Linked DNA regions of Homo sapiens: region 2 is linked to region 1. A link is a loop called in an ENCODE intact Hi-C map of the cell type or tissue named here. Cell type or tissue: PC-9. All regions are shown on one strand.

Evidence for each region. A loop is a pair of places that touch in the nucleus more often than their neighbours do. Peaks named below come from ENCODE experiments on the same cell type or tissue, not always from the same donor. Only the 100,000 strongest peaks of a DNase experiment are listed, where the experiment ranks them.
Region 2: a loop joins it to region 1, with 10 times the contacts of the local background. A loop is called at or near these places in 1 of 110 quality-filtered maps.

Annotation. Positions count from the first base shown.
Region 1 is chr1:43,832,647-43,836,646 of GRCh38, forward strand. All of the region lies in intron 4 of ST3GAL3 (ST3 beta-galactoside alpha-2,3-sialyltransferase 3), which reads left to right. Among named protein-coding and RNA genes, the nearest start is that of MIR6079, 4.0 kb to the right of the region's middle. RefSeq lists enhancers at 1,521-2,288, 2,289-3,056. In PC-9, no CTCF peak of the experiment used is centred here; DNase peaks (open chromatin) are centred at 1,795 and 2,655; H3K4me3 peaks cover 1,249 bases; H3K27ac peaks cover 3,835 bases.
Region 2 is chr1:43,371,505-43,375,504 of GRCh38, forward strand. It overlaps LOC112268225 (a long non-coding RNA gene), which reads left to right. Exons shown (of 2, transcript XR_007066049.1): 1 at 1-4,000. Among named protein-coding and RNA genes, the nearest start is that of ELOVL1, 5.5 kb to the left of the region's middle. RefSeq lists an enhancer at 1,125-2,324. In PC-9, no CTCF peak of the experiment used is centred here; DNase peaks (open chromatin) are centred at 867 and 1,727; H3K27ac peaks cover 3,313 bases.

The DNA of each region.
Region 1 (4,000 bases):
TTAAGGAGAAACATTTCCATCTTGGGGCTTGAGAGGATCTATGGCAGTAAAGGCTATTTCAAAAAAAAAATTAAAGTGAAAATATTTAATGACAGAATAGGATTACTCAAGCTAGGCGAAGCTGCTTCTGCCATTTCCCTCCTCATGTCATTATCCCAGAAACAACTCTCTAGTACTTGGAGAAAGGCATCCTCATGAGGAAGGTAGAAGATGGAATTGAAGAATTCCCTCCTCTGTGGATGGAAAGAGCTCTGTGTAGAGAGGCTCATCTGCACGCTCATGCATGTCCCCCTAGCATGGTAACACTGGCTTTGATTAAGCTGCTGGGTTGTTAGGCAGTGTGCTAAGTGCTGCCTACATGGTCTTCTTTTCTCATAAGGAATGCTTTAAACTAAATTAGCACATGAAACGAGGGAGCAGGCATGGTAGGGGCTGATCTGAGTCCAGTCCTCTCTGAGATGGTTCTAGAAACTAGACTGATGGTTACACAATGTCCATCACTGATCTGTAGAGTCCTCAGGAATCACTGTCAATGACTCTTCCCCAGTTTCCCTGGCCATCACCCCACTTCCCCCTTACACTTCCTGTTGATTAACCTTCCAAGGCAAGGTAACCAACTGATTTCAGTCCAGCATTTTATTGGGTACTTGTATATTCTGTGCCATACATGCTTTGCTAAAATGATCATATTCTATGAGAGAAAGATATTTAAATGGACAATTACTCTTCAGTGTAATGGAGTGTAATGCTAGGCCTTAACTATGTCCTAGTCATCATTGTATCCTTAATCCCAGGCCAGTTAGTTAGCATGTACTGAGCACCAGCGAGGGGCCAGACACCGTACTCAGTGCCAGCCCTTCTTTCTCAGCATAACTCTTAACAAAAAAATTTTATAAAGTAAGTACTAGTATAATCCCACTTTTAAAGATGTGCAAATTAAGGGCACAAAACAATTTAAAAGACATGCCCCAAATCACACAGCTATTAAGAGAGCCAGGATAAAAATCCAAGCAGAGTGACTCTATTGTCTCTAAATATTTGTTGCCTGTGGAAATGAGAGGCAGAAAGGGGAAGGCGGTAGGAGAATGGGGGAACAAGTGAGCAAGTGAAGATGAAGGTCTGCCCTAGGTGGCGCAGGTCCACAGGGGGATGGGTTCTACCTGAGAAGGGAAGTATCATGGAAAGTTCGCAAGGGAAGTGGTGCTTAGAAAATAGGCATCCCTGGCCAAGGCGGGCTAAGGGAGCAGAGCTAAGGCCAGCCCTTCCAGTTTTGCGCTAGATCCTTTCCCCCTCCGCCTTCTCACAGGCATTCTCCCCCAACCTGGCCAACATGGTGAAACCTTGTCTCTACTAAAAATGCAAAAATTAGCCGGGCGCGGTGGCAGGCGCCTGTAACCTCAGCTTCTCGGGAGGCTGAGGCAGGAGAATCACTTGGACCTCGGAGGTGGAGGTTGCAGTGAGCCGAGATCATGCCACCACACTCCAGCCTGGGCAACAGAGTGAGACCCCGTCTCAGAAAACAAACACAACAAAAAGAAACATTCTCCCTACAACTGTCCTATCTCTACTGCATTGTGAGTTTTTCTTTTATTCTAACCAGCTTGTAAACTTGGGGAAATATTTCCTAACCTCAAAAAACACTTTACCCTGCTTCCCCGCTCCGGCTATTGCCCCATTTCTTTGTTCCTTTGTAGCAGAACTCCTAAAAATAGTCTGTGTTTCATGACTTCAGTTTGTCTCTTCCTGTTTTCTCTTAAACCCAGTGAAACGAGTTTCACCTCCACATTCCAGTGGAATGGCTGTTGTTGAGGTTGGTGGTGACCTCCCTGTTGCCGAATCCAGCATTTAGTCCTGTGGCCACACCTTACTGGACCTCCACAGTGTGTGACGCAGTTGGTCTCTGCGTCCTTCCTAAGACACTTCGTTGACCACAGCCTCACACTCTCCTGCTCTTTCAGCCTCCTGCAGTGCTACTCCTCATCTCCCAAATGCTGATCCTTCAGACACACGTCAGCCAGGGCACCCTCCCACTAGATATCATGTGGTGACTCTCCCTGTGGTTGGATCTGAACCCGAGCCAGGCGCTTATGGCAGCCACGCGTGTCACACAGCATGTGTGTCCCCTCCAAATGTGCTCCCTCACCACATCCTGATGCGATTCTTGGAATTACATGGTTTCCACTGCACATGGGGAAGTTGAAAATCAGATTTTCCATCACTTGCTTGTCAGTGTCCTCTGTGACAGTTTCTGATTCCAGATCTGATGCTTTTTCCATTTATGACCCATTGCTTGGCCTGATTCCTTAAACTCAGTCCTTCTGAGTGAAGCAGGAGAGTGGAAGCGTCTGGTTCCTTCTTTGGGGCTCCAGCCTGTCCATCTGGATTTCCTCTTGTGAGTGCAGTGGTAACACTCTTCACCCCAGGGGCTTGGTAGTCACGTTTGCAGGACAATGGGTGCTCTTACTGGGTTTAATGCTAAATCTCCCAAAATGAAAGGCCAGCTGCAGAGTAGGAGAAGAACAAGGGCTGAGTGATTTGATCAGACATCTGTGGGGGCCTGCTGGCATTTGGAGTGTGAGTGCCTTAGAGAGACTGACTATTCTGGCCCCAGGGAGTTGGCGACCGTTAATCTTGGTGGTTTTGACCGCTAACTGCCCCAGAGGTCCCAGCCTGCTGGATGACTCAGAATCCCCAACACTCCCCCTATTCTTCTCTCACTGGGATAGTCAGGAGGCCATTTCTAAGGCATTTTAATTTGGTAATAACTTGACATGACCCACTGTACCCAGAGTTGTACGTTTTAGGAGTTACTGTCGCTTTCTAAATGAGGGGTTGATTTGGAGCCCATCATCCTTGATATTGGACTGCCTTCCACTGCCATGGAGAGAGCAGTATCTCCTGCCTTGCCTGCTGGGCTCCAGCTCCCTCTCCATTGTAGATGACGTGATCCTGTGCCCCCTGGACTGTCCCACAGCCCTTATTCTTTAAGTACCTTGCCAAAAGTTGATGGGGTAAACTAGAGAGAAAAGAGGTGGCCAAAGGTCTGTCTGTTGTTCATTTATTTCTGCACTGCACTGTGTTAAGAAGGGCACCTGCTGTCCATCTTTCTGCTGTTTATGAAACTTTCTGGAATTCAGAAAGACCACAGGAACTCACAGCACAAGGCAGGCAAGCAGATGGTGGGGACTGGGGACAGGACATGAAGAGACTCAAAATGCCTTACTGCCGCAGACCAAAGCTGTGTGAGGCCTTCTGGACTGTCTTCTCCACCCCGTGTCTGACTGTGTTGACCACTCCTGTGCTGTCCTGTGCCTTCCTCCGTGACCGTGTTGGTGGCAGTGCCCTGTTAAGAGTTCCTCCACTGGTGTTAGAGACCTTGGGTTCTAATCCAGTGTCTACCACTTGTATGATCTTGGATTAGTCTCTTCATCTTTCTAGGCCTTGTGTGTAAATTAATTCATAGCACCAACTCACAGAGTTGTTGAGAGAGCTAACTGAAAACATCTAGAACGTTTTTGTCACTGTGCCTAGTCAAAAAGCTTCTAGTCAGTTCTGTAATTGCACTGAGGTTTATATTTCATTTCAAAAATACAGTTGTTTACATAAGAAAATATTGTTTTTCTCTTGTTAGACTTTTGGCTTTCTTTTGCCTACCAAATAAAGTCCCAACTCCTTGGCTTGTCACTCAGCCTTCAGATTTGCATTTCAGGCTTTGAATTTCCGTGGTGGGGGATGCTTGAAAATGTAGATTTCTAAAAGAAATTGTGCATTGATCAGATGAGTTTGTGTTCAATGAGCAGTTACTCTGTGTAAGGCTCTGGGCTAGGCCCGAGGGGTCTGTGGTGAATCAGACATGACACACACTAGGCAGTGGCATCATCATTTCTGGTACCACCACCCCACACCCACCCAGTCCAGACCCTGCAGAAGGCAGCCTGGAGGGTAGGCTTGCCACAGGGCCCCAGCACAGTAGAGCAGCTGGGCACCAGAGTTTTGGCAG
Region 2 (4,000 bases), 460 kb before region 1:
CCATGGCAGGCCCTCAATAAATGCTGACTGACTACATGAATGAACATGCTCAAAGACAGTTGTTCAGCTCTTGTCCCAGGTTCTATCATACCCCTCTCCCCCTTCCTGAGTTTCTTTTGTTCAGTTTGGCAAACAGTGAATGGATGTTTGCCAAATATTTGAGGATGCTCAAATATCTGATATAGACCACTTAGCCCCAAATCCTACCAAATGGCATCTTCATGGCCCTGGGGTTCCTGCAAAACACTCAGTCTGATGGAAAAGACAGACATATAGATGAGCAATTATATATGTGGTGAGTGTTCCCATAGAGATAAACCCAGAGGGTTATGAAAGCACTGGGGTGCGGGGGCACCTTAACTCAGTATGGAGGCTAATTCTTAAAGGTGATGCAAAAATGACACTTAATTGAGCATTAAAGGTCACTTTCTAGGCCGCGTAAGGTGGCTCATGCCTGTAATCCCAGCACTTTAGGAGGCTGAGGTCGGTGGATCACCTGAGGTCAGGAGTTCGAGACCAGACTGGCCAACATGGTGAAACCCTGTCTCTACTAAAAAATACACAAAAATTAGCCAGGCCTGGTGGCAGGCGCCTGAAATTCCAGCTACTCAGGAGGCTGAGGCAGGAGAACCACTTGAAGGCAGGAGGCGGAGGTTGCAGTGAGCTGAGGTTGTACCACTGCACTCCAGCCTGGGCGACAAGAGCGAGACTCCATCTCAAAAAAAAAAAAAAGAAAGAAAAAAAAGGACACTTTCTAGGAAGCAGGGAAAGGCATTCTAAGTGGAGCGAAGCATGTATGTGAAGGCATAGAAGCAAGAGATGTGGCGGGTTTGGGAACGCTAAGTAGTTTGGTATGACTCCAGTTCAGAGGGCATATGGGAGGGCAAGAAAGGTAGGCATGAGTCAGTTTATGAAGAGCCTTGTATGCCACAGCAAGAAGACTGGATTTTATTCTGTATATGTTTTTCAGCCCTGGCTGCAACTAGAATCAACTGGGGAGCTTTTAAAATATCAGTGCCTGGCTCTCACCTCCAGATTGATGCTAGATGGTTGTTCTTAATGGGAAGAGGCCAAAGCATGTTTATATGCTGTATGGAGAGTGACAATGGGATCCAGCATACACATGAAGAGAGTAGCCTCTGGCTAAGGAGAACGGAAATAGAGTAAGTTCGTCAGTGGAATGGGAGGAAATTGAGGGAGTTTTGTCTAAAGGAGTCTATTTTTTCCTTCAGTCAGATGTTAGGTAGTTGCTGAACATGGGGGATGGGTAGGTGATGGGATAAAGAATTGTAGGGAAGTGGTTCACTCTGGAGTAACTGATGATGGAATGCTGGGAAAGCTTAGTGAACAGCTAAGTGGAAGGCCCCACTGGGTGGGAGACCATAAGGAGTGTACCAGTTTAGAAGGCTGTGATGTTTTCCGCAGAGCTAAGTGAGTGGGAGTCAGGAGAGCAGAAATAGGACCATTTGGGATCTGCAGGGAAGCGAGATGGAAGGCCTTGCTTGGGAGAGGGTTCAGTGAAGGCTGAGTAGATGAAACTAAACCAAGGGTACACTGATAAACTGGATAAACTGAAGAGGTCAAGGAACTCATAGGTTTGATAAGGATGAAGGCCAGGTGTAGTGGGGAAAGAAAACCCAGTCCAACAACTAAAATTCCATCCATTTCATGGAGCCTTCCTGACTAATGGGAAATGAGGTGGCAACTTCCCCCAGGTCCCACCCTGTCTGACTCACTCCTCACTCACTGCTCTTCAAAGGGCCCGTCTCCATCCTCTTTCTCAAGAAGAGAAACCATGGATGTTGTTTCTAAAAGTTCAGCCTGAAAACCACTGTCTGTATGAACTCAATTCCCATGATTTTTTGAGGCTTTATATGTTTCAGCACAAATATTAAATGGAGGTAGGATAGAGAAGCAGAAATGGCAATGAGGAAAAAAATGGAAAAAGGTATGCCTGCATGTTCATGAGTGAGTCAGCAGAAGAGTGGAGGGAAAAGACAATAAGACACGGGGTATCAGCTATGAATAGGAACTGAAGGTCCAGATTGAAGGGCAACAGAACTGGCAGGTGGAGATGGAAGCAGCCTCCTGGGGGCTGTGTCAAGCTTCTCCATTCTCCATCCTGTAAAGGACAAAGGACACTTCCTACACAGTACCCACACAGAAGAGCTGATGGGAGGGTTAGCCTGTGAGGACGAGAGAGTGAAGATGAGGGCAAAGGGTTTGCCAGTTAATAATTCTGCATGTTTCTTGGGCCCCAGCCAGCTAGCTGGTATCCTCTTCCAAAGCAGGCTGGGACCTTGGCTGAAGGAACCAGGGCTGGAAAGACATCGGGCTGGCAGAGGGGAGAGACTGCATGCAAACATTCTTTGTATCTTCTGCAATTTGAGAGTTGGCCTGGAACCCTGAAAGTCAGGGCCAATGTCTGATCCATCAGTGGGTAACCAGTGCCTACATACTATGGGTATCATTCACTGTTCATTGAACTGAACAAAAGAAACTTAGGAACGGGGAAAGGGATGTGATAGAACCTGCAGGAAAAGCTCCGGAGAGAAAGGAGAGGCTTTTTGTTAGGGGGCAAACCAGGGGATGCTATCAAGATGGAGGAAAGGGAGTTAGCAAGATCCAGAAGACACGTGAGAAGGACCAAGAGGGGAATGAGAAGCTTATAATTCTATTAGTACTTTTTCTGGCAAGGATGAAGCCAGCTGCATTCCCTATGTTCGAATGTTTCCATCCTGTCAGGTAAGTTCTATGATCACCTCTTAATAGATAAAAAAAAAACTGGAATCAGAGGTTGAAGGCTTTGCTCAAGGTCACAGACCGGGTAAGGTGAAAGCAACACAGGTGTTTCAGGCTGAGGAAAAAGCACAGACAAAGGAATGGATATAGGAAAACACAGGACAGGTAGAGAATTGCAAGGGATTCTGTTTGGCTAAAGCAACAGTCCCCAACCTTTTTGGCACCAGGGACCAGTTTCGTTTTGTGGAAGACAATTTTTCCAAGGATGGGGGCTTGTGGTGATGTGGGGGGCAAGGGGCAGGGGGATGGTTTCAGGAGGAAACTGTTCCACCTCAGATCATCAGGCATTCATTAGATTCTCATAAGGAGTGCACAGCCTAGATCCCTTGCATGCACAGTTCACAATAGGGTTCCCACTCCTATGAGAATCTAATGCTGCTGCTGACCTGTCAGAAGGCGGAGCTCAGGCATTAATGCTTGCTGACTTGCCCACCACTCACCTTCTGCTGTGCGGCCTGGTTCCTAACAGGTCACAGACCAGTACTGGTCCATGGCCCAGGGGTTGGGGACCCTTGGGCTAAAGGATATGGCTAACGAAAGGCCTTCATATGATAGAAGGTTAATGAGTGGCCCCAGATCATGAAATGTTTTGAATTTTAAAAAATGAGTTTACTTTATATTGGGGTGTCTCTGAAGATTTTTTTTTTTTTTTTTGCGACAGAGTCTCACTCTGTCGCCCAGGCTGGAGTGCAGTGGTGCGATCTTGGCTCACTGCAAGCTCCGCCTCCTGGGTTCACACCATTCTCCTGCCTCAGCCTCCCGAGTAGCTGGGACTACAGGTGCTCGCCACCACACCCGGCTAATTTTTTGTATTTTCAGTAGAGACAGGGTTTCACTGTGTTAGCCAGGATGGTCTCGATCTCCTGACCTTGTGATCCGCCCGCCTCGACCTCCCAAAGTGTTGGGATTACAGGCGTGAGCCACCACGCCCGGCCCGTCTCTGAAGATTTTAAGTGGCAGGCTGATATGATCCCCACTGTATTTTAAAAAGACAAACTTGGGGACGGGCATAGTGGTTCACACTTGTAATCCCAACAATTTGGGAGGCCAAGGTGGGTGGATCAATTGAGGTCAGGAGTTAGAGACCAGCCTGGACCAACATGGTGAAACCCAATCTCTACTAAAAATACAAAATTAGGTGGGTGTGGTGGCGTGTGCCTGTAGTCCCAGCTACTTAGAAAGCTGAGGCAGGAGAATC